Linked DNA regions of Mus musculus: all the other regions are linked to region 3. The links are chromatin loops, found by intact Hi-C in ENCODE. Cell type or tissue: heart. All regions are shown on one strand.

Region 1 (4,000 bases), 87 kb before region 3:
TATTGTGCAAGTCTGGAATCTAGTGTTAGTGCCTGTGCAGAGAAAGGCTTCAAGGATCTGTTTGCTGTTTGAGATTCAGGTAGCTTGTTTTAGGAGGCATGGTGACTGAGACCACGTCTCCCCATCTGGCCTTGAGTCCACTCCGTCAAGTTACTCCTGAATCAAGAAACCATGGCTCTGTTTTCCAATGCCATTCCACAGTGACACCAACATTCAAGTTTTTCTCTTTTGTTGTCTTATCCTCTCTTTGCACACATCCCCCCCCCCCCCACCTTTCCACAGGGATCTCTTCCAGGGAGAGCTATCGCTGGTTTAATCAATCTAGGAATCCAGATATCTGACAAGTATCAGAAATATCCCTGTTATATTGCAACCAGTGCTGGGACTTCAGGCTCTGGCTCCCTGCTAGGCAGCCTCTGCTCACACTGGCAAGGCATGGTTTAAAAAAGGAAAGGCTTTCGGCAGCTCTAAAGAATGTGTGGTGACAGTTGAGGCTCAGCACTTTCCGGCTGGGTCACCAGGGCGTCTATTCTGGCATCCCAGCCTCCATTCTGCGTCAAGGGAGAGAGAGAGAGAGAGAGAGAGAGAGAGAGAGAGAGAGAGAGAGAGAGAGAGAAGGGAGCGAGTTAGCCAGGCCCTACCTGGTTGCTGGAACATCAGCATGTTTTGTGGGGAAGTATGCACGGGCAGCGAGCGGGTCTTCTGGACGGAGCTGTGGGTGCGGCTGGGCATGCTGTTGCTGCCCCCAGGGTTGGCAAACCAGAGGTTCTAGGGAGGGACATACAAGAGGGGGGCATTAGTCCAGACCCTGTGGGGATGTGGGGAGGCAGAGCCCCAGCTGGAACTCGGGAGACAGGTATCCCAGGACAGTTTTGGAAAGGCCCATGCTACCCGCCATGGACTTACTGAGAGATGGCTGAGACTGTCCCATTTGAGGCTCATTCACAGGCCTCGCTTTAAGTTTGAGCCACCTTCCCCTCTCCCCATCTCCAAAAGTGTTTTTACTCCATATATTTCTTAAAGGGAGTATGTGTGTGTGTGTGTGGGGGGGTTGTCTTAGAAATACTTGTAGCAAACAGTATAATGAGTTTAAGGCTCTTATTTGAATTTCTTTTTGAGAGTCCCCAAATTTACTCCACACTGAGGAGAAAAGAAAGAGTCAGTACTGGCAACAGGCCTGTATATCATGCAGCTCGTGTGTCCTGTAGTGACCTTGCCTAGAACTGATATCAGGGCTTCTCAGACATGCCCTTCCCATTGGGAGGGACTGCCACCAGCCTCCTCCTGGTGAAGCCTTTCTGTTTTAAAGACAACCTCTCATCAGGCCTGCTTGTATGTTCCCAGGCCCAGGCCAACCTCTATTGCCTCAGGGGGCTGAGGGAATGAACATTTAGGGAAAGGCAAGGTTGGGCTCAGGGGGGCAGAGAGGTCACTGTCAATCTCACAGCAAGGGACAGCCTCCCAAACAATCCTGTGGACTCACCATTGCAGCCGGGACTGTGAGGAAAAAGTCAAAGGAAGCTTATTAAATGCCCACCCAGACCTGGAAGGTGATGGGGTATGTTGGGGGGGGGGCAAAGATCAAGCAGAAGTAGCCCTTGCATGCCTGTCTACAAGGGTCCCAGAGATAAATGTAGCACTAGCTTTCCCAAGCAGCAGACATGAGTTTTTCCGTCTCCAGGGAAACAACGCAAACAGTGATTACCTGACAAGCATAGGCTCAGCTATCTCCTGGTTTAGATTCCCCTGGGGTCTTATCTTTCCATGCAGGAGACTGTCTGGGTTGGAGACATCTTAAAGCCTCAGTCCCTGAGCTTGGTCAACCTCCCTGCTCCCCAGAGCAGAACAAACCTGTCTTCCTTGTTTCATGATGGTGGGGTTGGCAGCGGTGTGGCGCTGGTTGGAGCTGACAAATCCACTGGTGCCCAGGAGACCAAGGCGGGCGGAAGGGACATTCCGAGATGCGATCTGGTACTGTCGTGGGTTCCGTCTGCCCATGCCGCTGCCCACAGAGCTGGCTGTTGGGAGGGAGTTGGACTGCCCAAAGCCACGACTGTGAGAGCAAAGAGAAGAGATCCAGAGGTTCTGGCTCCAGCCCTACATAGCCCAGGCTGCCAGTGGGGTCTCTTGGGGACTGACAAGAGGTTTGGGGGTGCCAATAATAGGCTATGAATCAAACTGTACCTAGTATCTAAAAGCAACAGCACATGCTAAATGTTGGCGCATGCACACTACTCTTAACCCACAAGACAGCCCTATGAAGTAGGCTTCCTAATCTTCACTGCTAGAAAAACTCAGAAAGCTTGAGGATTTTGCTATCGACACACAACCAGCAGGGGGCAGCACTCAAATATGAACCCAAAAGGGGAGCTCAAAGAGTCCCCTGCCTTCTATTCTTGTCTAGTCCAACCTGTGGGTCTGTGCATGAGGCCATGGTGCCTTTCAAGAAGCCACAAAGCAAAATAGTAGGGTCAGTATCTGGATCTGATTCCGTTCTGGTGCGCCTTCCATGATGGCGTGGTTCATTGCTGATCAGGTTGTCTGTAAGCAGTCTTAGATGGAGGACCCGATTGAAATATAAGCTCTGTTAGAAAGGACTGTATGTGTCTTCTTCAGCCCCTTATGTCCCAGGCCCGAGGCACGGAGTCAGAATTTTGCAGAGTAAATGCTGTTTGATATTTCTCCAACTGGGAGGTCACTGCGGTGTGTGGATGACTCCATACACACCTAGGATAGTCCAGTCTCTTCGTTCCCCAGGTCTTTCCTGCAGGGCGGCCCTCACCAGGGCTGGCAAGGCTCCGCTTTTCGGGTCCACGCAGGAGGCTGCTCCCAGCGGGGTCGGATGAGCTCAGCGGAGAAGCCTCCACCAGCCCCGGGCTTCTGGAACCGGACACATTCTTTCCAAGGGAGTCAGGCAGCTTTAGTTATTCAGGAGGGTGAAGGAGGTCTGCGTGGCGGGCAACGGCCACTAGATGGAGCAGAGTCGCTTGGTTGCTAAACTGGGGAGTTTTCGCCAAGCTTACCAGAAGACCCTGCAGATGAGCTGATTTAGCTTAGCCAGTGGAGGTCCAGGGGGCCATTCACAGCAGGTACTTCCTGCGCCAGAGATGGTTGTGTGTGAGTGCGGGGCGGGGGGAGGGGAGGTGGCGTCTGAGGTGGCAATGCAAAAGTTCCCGAGTTCCTAAATGTCTTAGGGAGAGAAGGTTCCAGGCTTTTGAGGCCAAGAAGGGTGTTGTAGAACCCATTCAGAAGAAGAGGTTCTTCTCTTGGGTTCTTGGTCTCTCTGTTTATCTTATCTTCCCTTTCCTCATTGAAAACTGAAAATTAGCGTGAGGCCATTCCATGCAATCAGAGACCCCAGGGAGGTAACTTGTAAAAGTGGCAGCAAGTGTGGGGGGGGAATGGGGGGGGATTTCCGCTTTCAGCTGTTAAGAACAGGTCCTCTGGCTTCTGAAGTCAGAATTTGGGCCACCTGGCAGATAGATGATCAGTATCTGCTAAGACTCCCCCCACCCCTTACTTGGTGTGAATAGATTTTTCTCACTTCCCTCTTTGGCTGGATTTTTAGAAGGCTATTTCTATATGCAAAACAGTAGTGGATGAGTGTTGCCTTAAAATGATCTGTTCTTCCACGAAAGCAACACTGTAGCTTGTAAAAAAATTTTTTTTTGAGACAGGGTCTAACTATGTAACACAAGCTAGCCTCAAACTGCCTTCCCGCCTCAACCACCCAAGTGCTGGGACTACTCAAGAAAATCAGACCTGGATCAAGACTGTATTTTCTAGCCACATCAAGGCCAGAAGGCTCTGTTAGGGCAGTCGGTGAAGAAAAGGAGAACCCTGACATTCCCAAGAGTTAGGACTCAGCTGTTTGGGAGAAGGAGTAAAGCCCAGAGTATTCCGGGGTCTGGGAGGTGGTGGTGGTGGTGGTGGTGGTGGTGGTGGTGGTTACAGTATAGCGGAGGCAGAATTTTGAGAGGCCTTCTTCTTCCTGATGGTG
Region 2 (4,000 bases), 54 kb after region 3:
ATTTGAATTATTTAATTCGTAAGATTGCGGTATGCCTTCTTCACTCTACATTTAATTATAAACCCATTTATGAGCTACTAAGAAATGGGATTCCTTTCTCTCTACAAATGTTCTTGAATGACAAGCCCCAGGGTCCAAACCATGTCAGGGAGCTGCCTGGGGAACACAGAAGAGCTTCAGGGGTCAAACCTTGCTTTTTAGTCTTGGGGACCCGAAGCCTTAAAGGAAAAACTTCACTCGAAAGTTCTGCTGACACCACTGCTCGTGGTACTGTGTCAGTATCTTTTTTTTTAATTCTTTTGAAGTTTTAGTCTTCATTATAAATAGCACAAGCTTTCTACTATCAATTTGGATGTATAGCATCGTGTAATGTCTCTCTTGACATTTGTCCAATCCCATTCTGCTTCTCATGGGTCTAGTTTCTGCTCATTCAATCATTTCATTCAATAGTACTTAATGGCTACTACATGCAAGTACTGCTGCGTAAACTAAGGACAGAATAGTAAAGCAGATAGGAATGGGCTCACCCTGTATCTCCAGCCTTCCCCAGCTTAATGCATGACACCAGCTGACTTTATGTAGCACATACACATACATATAGCATATAGAGATACGCACACATATATACATACATAAATATAGACACACACACACACATATATGCACACATATATATGTATGTGTATACATATACGCCACCTTTTACTCATACCACGACAAGGGAATGACTCTTCATTTTACAATAAAAGAACATTAAGGAACTAATAAGAAAGACTATTGTCCAAGGTCACACCTCTAGTAATAGCAGAGCCAAGAGAGCAGCATAGTCCTTGGGTTCTCTCTCTGCTGTCTCACTGCCCTTCCCCAGCCCTCTGTACTCAAGCCACCAGTCAAGTGAGCAGGCTCCACCCCTCCAACTCCAGTTCCTCTGGAAATGGTTGGTCAGTAAGTAACTCCCAACTCATCTCCTTGCCGCCTCTTCTTGCCTCCAACTATCTATTGTCTACGATGAGAGGTAATTAAAAAAAAAAAAACACCTTATATCCTCCAATGGGACTAAACATAGTGCCCCATGCCCCTAATCTTATCACTTGGAGGCAGAGGCAGGTCTTCATCAGCTACATAATGTGTTCAAGACCCGCCCAGACTCCAAGAGAGACCCTGTCTCAAAAAAATAAATAAATAAAAGCAACCATACAAACAGACTTCTACTGATTTCTATTGTACTTAAAACACAATCTCGTGTAGAGTCTGTACAAACCTCGCCTTCTCATCTTAACCACAGCCTAGCACCTGCCTCCTCATTGCCCACCTGTGCCTGCACCTGCCTCCTCATTGCCCACCTGTGCCTGCACCTGCCTCCTCATTGCCCACCTGTGCCTGCACTGGCCTTTCCTTTCCTTTTTGCTTTTCCTTCCGTCTTACTTTGTTTTCTTCCTTCCTCTCCCAATATGACCTCTCTACATAGCCCAGGCTGGCCTCAAAGTTTCAGTGACTTTTCTGACTCAGCTCCTCAATGCTGGGCTTATAGATGTGTTTTACAACACTAGCTACTGGCCTACTTTCTAATCTTTGAGTACATAAGGGTCAACCCCAGCTTTTTGTGTTCCCAGAGCTTATGTAGTTAGTTCTCTATTATGATCTGGGATTTAATGTCCATGTTACATCCACAGAGCAGGCTTCCATGACCACCCAAGCTAAAGTATTCACATAACTCTACCCATATATTCAGAATTACACACTATGGCTTGTGGTGGTTTGAATAGGCATGCCCCCCCCCATAGACGCATGTGTTTGAATTCGTGCCCCATAGGGAGTTGCACTATTGGGAGGTGTGGCTTGTTGGAGGAAGTGCATCATTGTGGGGACAGGCTTTGAGGTCTCCTATGCTCAAGCTACACCCAGTGTGTCTCCTGTCTCCTTCTGCTGCCTGCAGATCCAGATGTTGAACTCTCAGCTCCTTCTCTAGTACCAATGTCTCTCTGCCATGTTTCCCACCATGACAATAAAGGACTAGACCGCTGAAACGGTAAGACAGCCTCAATTAAATGCTCTCTTTTATAAGAGTTCCTGTGGTCATGGTGTTTCTTTACAGCAATAAAGACCCTAAGATGGCCTGAAACTATGGATTGGTATAACCTCTTTGAACAGACAAATTGCAAGATCTATCAAAACCTAAATGCATATATATATATATATATATATATTCTCATTTAAGCCAGAATTTTTACCACAAAAATTAATTCTAAGTATAAACATGTACATGTGTGAAATTATATATCAGCATTATTTATTGCTGAATTGCAAAATTCTAGCCATTACCTAAATGCCCATTAACAGAACCTCCTTAAACAGGACTGAAAATTCGTTAGACATTTTCCACATGCCTCACTACAACTTCTGGGAGGTAAACACATACCTTATTTTACATGAAAAAGCACTAAGGCATAAAGAGCATAGAGGTATTTGCAAGTGGTAACCTGGAAGATCAGATCCCACGCTCTTGCTCTCTATGTAAAACCACCTTCCAATACACATTTTTTTCACAGAATTCTATGACCTCAGGTAGTACATGGGCTATTCTCCAAGACAGGCAGTTTAGAAGAAGAAAAAACCAAACCTGACATGTCAAGTTTAACCTCTTGTAACTTTGCTTTTCTTTCTTTTGTTTATCTAGAGAACACAAATATGTATATTGTGTATGAGTAAGCAAAGAGATAGAAGAAACAGTGGGAAGGTAAGAAAAGTAAGAAAAAGCAGCTACCCCAGAAGGGGCTCTCTGGGTGAAGGGCAAGGGCTGGGGAAGACCCATTAATTGCTGCCTGATTTTTATTGTGAGTGCACAAACATACACACACTGCCTGCTCAAACAAGAAAGAGTAAACAGATGGCCAAGCTGAGAGTTTTCCAAAAGCAAAAAGAATATGCGCAAGCCACTAACATATTGCCCGTGGCATTTCTTTCTGTGTCTGGCAGTAAATAGCTTGTTTATTAGGGGCCGCTTATGTCCCCACTAGAATCATTACTTAAAATGATTCGGGTTTTCTTTGCGTGCTAAGGAGGCAAGGCACGCTCAACTGCACTAGGGACTCGGGCTCAGGACACCCTAGAACAGTTTAAGCTGAAAGGGACAGGGCTGTCGGCCATACAGTTCAGTGGCACAGTTCCAACACTATACAGACTTGCAGGGGTACTGAAGCCCTGGATAAAGAATAGCAACTGCTGAGAGCGGAGATAAGAAAACAGCACACAGCACAAGGAGCTTTTGGATTAAAAGTACGCAAAAGTTACTGAGGTGTGATCTAGTAAGTTTCTTGATATGAAGAGTTAAAAGGTACAATCTCAGGCCCAAAACTAGGAGGGACAGCTCTACTCAAAAGTCAAGATGCTGATGAGACAATATTAATAATGAGGAGGGTATGTAACGAAAAGAAGTTAACTCAAGCCTTTAAACATGGACAAATTTAGAAATGCTGTTTCGACGCATACCCAAGTACAGTCATATTTAGGCAGTTTGCAATTTAGAAAATGATCACTGATCGACTCAGTAATGGGAAGATCTGACTTAAAGACCAGATCTATGATCCGGCAATCCCACCTATCGGTATTTAACAAACAGACTTGGAAACAGGACCTGAAGGAGACAGTTATACACCCATGCTCAGAGCAGCATTATTTACGATGAGAGCAACCTGAGTGTCCACAGGTGGGTAATAAGGCAAAGAAAATGTAGTATCATATATATCTACAATGGAATATTACTTAGTCCTAAGCCCTATAAGCCTTCTTATACATGGTACAACATGAACGATTCCCATGTGAAATGAAATAAGACACGAAAGAAGCAATGTTATTGACTTTACTTTAAGGGACCAAGAGCAGCCAGATTCATGGAGGCAGAAAGCAGATGATGGCTGCCATGCTGTAGACTGTGTGTGAGTCTGAGCATGTGGAAATCAGACGCAACCTCAAGGGTTGGCCCTTGCCTTCCGTTTTGTTT
Region 3 (4,000 bases):
GCTGACCATACAGTCTTGGTTAACGGCATGGGTTGAGAGATACGCATAACATGTTCTGTGACAGCTGACTGACAAGAGTCTATTCTTTCTCCTCAGATACCCCTCCCCCTCAGACAGTAAAGCTCAGGGTCAACAGAAGAAACCAAGCTGGAGCTTCAATGACAAATGGGGACCAGAAGAAGACAGAACCAGCCTTTCCCTGCAAACGTGCTCCCAGCAGCTCGATACCAGCTCCCCCTAAGTCAGAGAGACACGCAACAGATCGCTGTACCACGGACCATGGATCAGTACTGCCCCCGTTCCTCATACAGAAACACAGGTGAGGTTGAGTCACCAGGGGGACGGCATTCAGGACCCTAGTTTTAAGTGCCCAAGCTGTGCTCTAGGGACACCCTCTGGAGGCATCCATTTCCAAGAGCTACTTGGTGGGAGGTGGGGTGGGACAGAGGAAGATGGTTCACAAAGCACAGCACAGTATCATCTGGGCTCGAATCCCCACTGAGCTGTATGCGCTTGGGAGAAGGACTGGCCCAAAAGGTCTAAGAGCTGCTTCAGGGCAGGAGGCCCTGTGTCTGGGAACTCATGAGCCTGTGTTTGACCAGCTTTCCAGATGACTGAGATGTGGGCTTAATTATGTTTGAGAACCACTGACAGGAGGGACCAAGAGAATTGAGAATCTTAGTCTCCATGTTCTCACATTATAATCCCCAGGGGAAGCTAGTATGAAGCCAGGCGAGAAAGGGTGAATTAGGAAGAATTGCTTCAAGAGTGGCGTGGACCTTTCTCTCTCTCTCTCTCTCTCTCTCTCTCTCTCTCTCTCTCTCTCTCTCTCTCTCTCTCTCTCGTGGAGTTTAAAACAATAAACAAGCCATCGAAATGTCACAATATTTCTAAGGCAGGGCCGGCCTCCCTGGTTTTCTATTCATCACCATCTGTCCAGAGAAGAGAGGTACAAAGTCCTTTTAAGGATGGATGGAAGAGGGATGAGTCTGTTTATTTGGATTTTAGTGCACAGTACAATAAGGTGTGACCCAGCCCGGGGTGGCCACAGACACCATGAAGCAAAAAATGTCAGTGCTGTCAATTTCTTTTTCTTTTTCTTTTTTACCCAGACTCCCACCCTCAGAGCATCTACATAGTCCCGATACAGCTCCAGCCCCAGGAGGAGGGCTGGGATGGGTCTGGAGGAAGCCAGGGCGGCCAGAACATTACCTCTAAACAGCTGCTCCGGAGAGCTGTCTGGTGAAGACGTATTAACTCACTGGTCTGCCGGTGAACCACGAGACATGTGGCGAGGGGAGCACAGTTCTCTTGATTAGAGGATCATAATACTGCGCTGCGTTTGAAGGGGAGGGCACAGACGCTGTACAGGTTATACGGAGCTGAAAACATTACACTTGAACCAGATGTTAGGTGAAAGCTGTGTGCGTGGATGGAATGATCACTTAAGGGATTGCTCCATCTCCTCCCTCTCCACTTCGTCCTCCTCCTTTTTCTCCCCTCCTCTGGTGTCTGGTGGGGATAGCCCGTCATTATTGAGTGGCCACCTGAGTATTGTGATGTCAGAGGCCTCAGCCATAGGGAGCAATGCTAAGAAGGGGAGAGCCATCCAGGCTTGCTCCAGCACATGGGTGACGGTGGTATGCACTCTCAGAAAACTTCTACATGCTCTCTGCTTACCTGATAACATTTCACTTCTCAAACACCTCCTGAGCTTATCTTCTCTATTCCAAATCCACTTGGGAAACCAAGGAACCGTGCAAGTTGCCTAAGGTCATACACCTATACCCCACTACGGCTTCAGATGCGGCCAGAGTCCCTGATCACTTGTCCAGGCCAGTCTGGAGGGCCAGGCTGTTATTATAGAAAGTTTCCACACGCCTTCTATTCCTAACGGGCATCACAAGTATTGCTGGCCCACACGCTTCGGTGGCACCAGCAGACTGTCACACTCTTAGTAAGGCACTCCATTTAGGACCGTGACCCACAACATGTTTGCGCTGGATATCAATTTGCTGGCTCTAGATAGTCTAGAGCTGTTTACATCTTATCTCAAATGCCAATAACTGAGCCCAGATTAAGACATCTGGAAATGCAACTTGGATTCAAGAAGAATCACCAATTTAGTTCACACAACCCTAGTCCTACCCTGGATGCCAACAACATAAAAAATCGGGAGGAGGAAGTAGGAAGAGAGCTTTGCTCATAACATAACTGTCCACAGCAGGGACAGGATTTATCTTTTTTTTTTTTTTTTTAAATTCAATCTGGCATTTGCAGCATTAGTGCTGAGGAAACAGAAATGAAACTGAAAGGTGGTGTGGGTGCGCCCTCTGTCTGTCCATCCCCGTGTGTGTGTGTGTGTGTGTGTGTGTGTGTGTGTGTGTGTGTGTATGTGTGTGTGTGTGTGTCTGTATGTGTGAGTGTGTGCGTATGAGAGAGAGAGAGAGAGAGAGAGAGAGAGAGAGAGAGAGAGAGAGATTATCCAGGTACGTTGACCCTGACGTACGTGTAAGGGACTTCAGAGAGAAAGGAAGCAAGCCACTTGGAATCAGACAGGAACGCGGGGAGCAGACATATAACCTTTAGCACATGGCCTGCTCAACTCATCAAGGAACACATCCCAGGTCCTAAATAAAACCCCCGGAAAGCACACACACACACACACACACACACACACACACACACACACACACACACACGGGAAGCTCTGGCTTGGGTATAAACAACTTATTGGCCAGGAGCTAGAGAGATCAACAACAACTGGGGTGATTAGGTTTCCAAATCTGCCATAGATTTCATTCAACCACGTAGTAAATAAAATAAAACTTCATTGTAAATGAGCCTCGGCTGTCCCCCATGTGACAGCTTTTGCTGCCTCCTCATGTGACTGGCCTCCCAATTTAGCGTGTACCCAACTCCCAATGACCTGTAATAACACTATTCCCAAATTAGAGCTCTCGATTTGACTTGGCTTTGGTTCCTCCCTCAAAGCAAAATAAAGCATCCGTTTTCTTATTTTCACATTCATAATACTCCCCCTTGGAGTTGCCAACTCAAACCCTGCTCCAGGCAGACTGAGCCCTCCCTACGGGTTTTTTTTTTTTCCCTTCTTCTTCTGGTTAGCCAAGAGCCTGATGGAAAAACACCAAGAGACAAAAACAAAAACAAAATCAGACGAAAATTCCAAGTAAGTGACATTCAGCTGGAAAAGCTATGATTCACATGCAAATAAAAACCTCCCCGAATTCACTTGCATCATATGATGCAAGCCCCTGGCTTCGACATGAAAAAGGACAGCATGAAATCACTCTCAATTAAACTTACTCCAGAATACTGGAATTCTCTGGCAGGACCTTCTCAACTAATGATAAGAACCCTCCCTTTCTCCTCCCTGCAACAGTAGCAGGATGAAACCAATTTGGAGAGAGCCCAGGGCATCCCCACCTAGGCTGACAAGTCATCCTGAAATCCCCAAAGGGGTCCTGCATCCACGTGTCCCCATTCACCCTTAGACTTCTTACAGCCTGGGAAGAAATCAGGTTAGGGATGGACCTCCCTGGAAAGCTGGAAAGTGCTCTCTTCCCAGCAGACACACACACACACACACACACACACACACACACACACACACACACACACACACACGAAGGACGGTGCTAAGGACACCGGACTCAGCATCCTGCCCAGGATGCTACAGTCCAAGGAAACTGCCACGCCCTGGACAGACCTCCTCAGTCCTGTGCAGAATCTCCGTCTACACTTCTAAGTAATCAGCCTGTGAGTTCAGGCTAAGCCTGGAGACAGTAGTAGATTCGACTCCTCATACTGACATCCCAGCTCTTTCCCATAGAAGGTTCATCTGACATAGCTATCACTTTTCTCTATATGTGGCCTCTAGGGGTTGCAAACTCTGTCTTAAATCATGGGAATATAGAATTGGAAGGGATCTCCTTTACTGGATGCGAATGTCTCTACTAAAGAATTCTTGCCTAAGAGT

Evidence for each region. A loop is a pair of places that touch in the nucleus more often than their neighbours do. Peaks named below come from ENCODE experiments on the same cell type or tissue, not always from the same donor. Only the 100,000 strongest peaks of a DNase experiment are listed, where the experiment ranks them.
Region 1: a loop joins it to region 3, with 5 times the contacts of the local background. A loop is called at or near these places in 13 of 42 quality-filtered maps.
Region 2: a loop joins it to region 3, with 2.2 times the contacts of the local background. A loop is called at or near these places in 2 of 42 quality-filtered maps.

The regions. Positions count from the first base shown.
Region 1 is chr14:47,085,812-47,089,811 of GRCm38, reverse strand. Samd4 (sterile alpha motif domain containing 4) reads right to left here. Exons shown (of 13, transcript NM_001037221.2): 10 at 1,852-2,053; 11 at 642-768. Among named protein-coding and RNA genes, the nearest start is that of Gm10371, 28 kb to the left of the region's middle. In heart, CTCF peaks have their summits at 2,323 (motif pointing right) and 2,948 (motif pointing right); DNase peaks (open chromatin) are centred at 635, 1,931, 2,371 and 2,871; H3K4me3 peaks cover 854 bases; H3K27ac peaks cover 3,933 bases.
Region 2 is chr14:46,945,189-46,949,188 of GRCm38, reverse strand. The region is part of intron 2 of Samd4 (sterile alpha motif domain containing 4); the gene reads right to left. Gm52120 (a long non-coding RNA gene) reads right to left here. Exons shown (of 2, transcript XR_003951144.1): 1 at 1,325-4,000; 2 at 1-1,293. Among named protein-coding and RNA genes, the nearest start is that of Gm52120, 2.8 kb to the right of the region's middle. In heart, no CTCF peak of the experiment used is centred here; no DNase peak of the experiment used is centred here; H3K27ac peaks cover 354 bases.
Region 3 is chr14:46,998,854-47,002,853 of GRCm38, reverse strand. The region is part of intron 2 of Samd4 (sterile alpha motif domain containing 4); the gene reads right to left. Gm52121 (a long non-coding RNA gene) reads left to right here. Exons shown (of 3, transcript XR_003951145.1): 2 at 97-319; 3 at 1,113-1,251. Among named protein-coding and RNA genes, the nearest start is that of Gm52121, 7.3 kb to the left of the region's middle. In heart, a CTCF peak has its summit at 2,281; DNase peaks (open chromatin) are centred at 1,873, 2,573, 2,933, 3,383 and 1 weaker place; H3K27ac peaks cover 527 bases.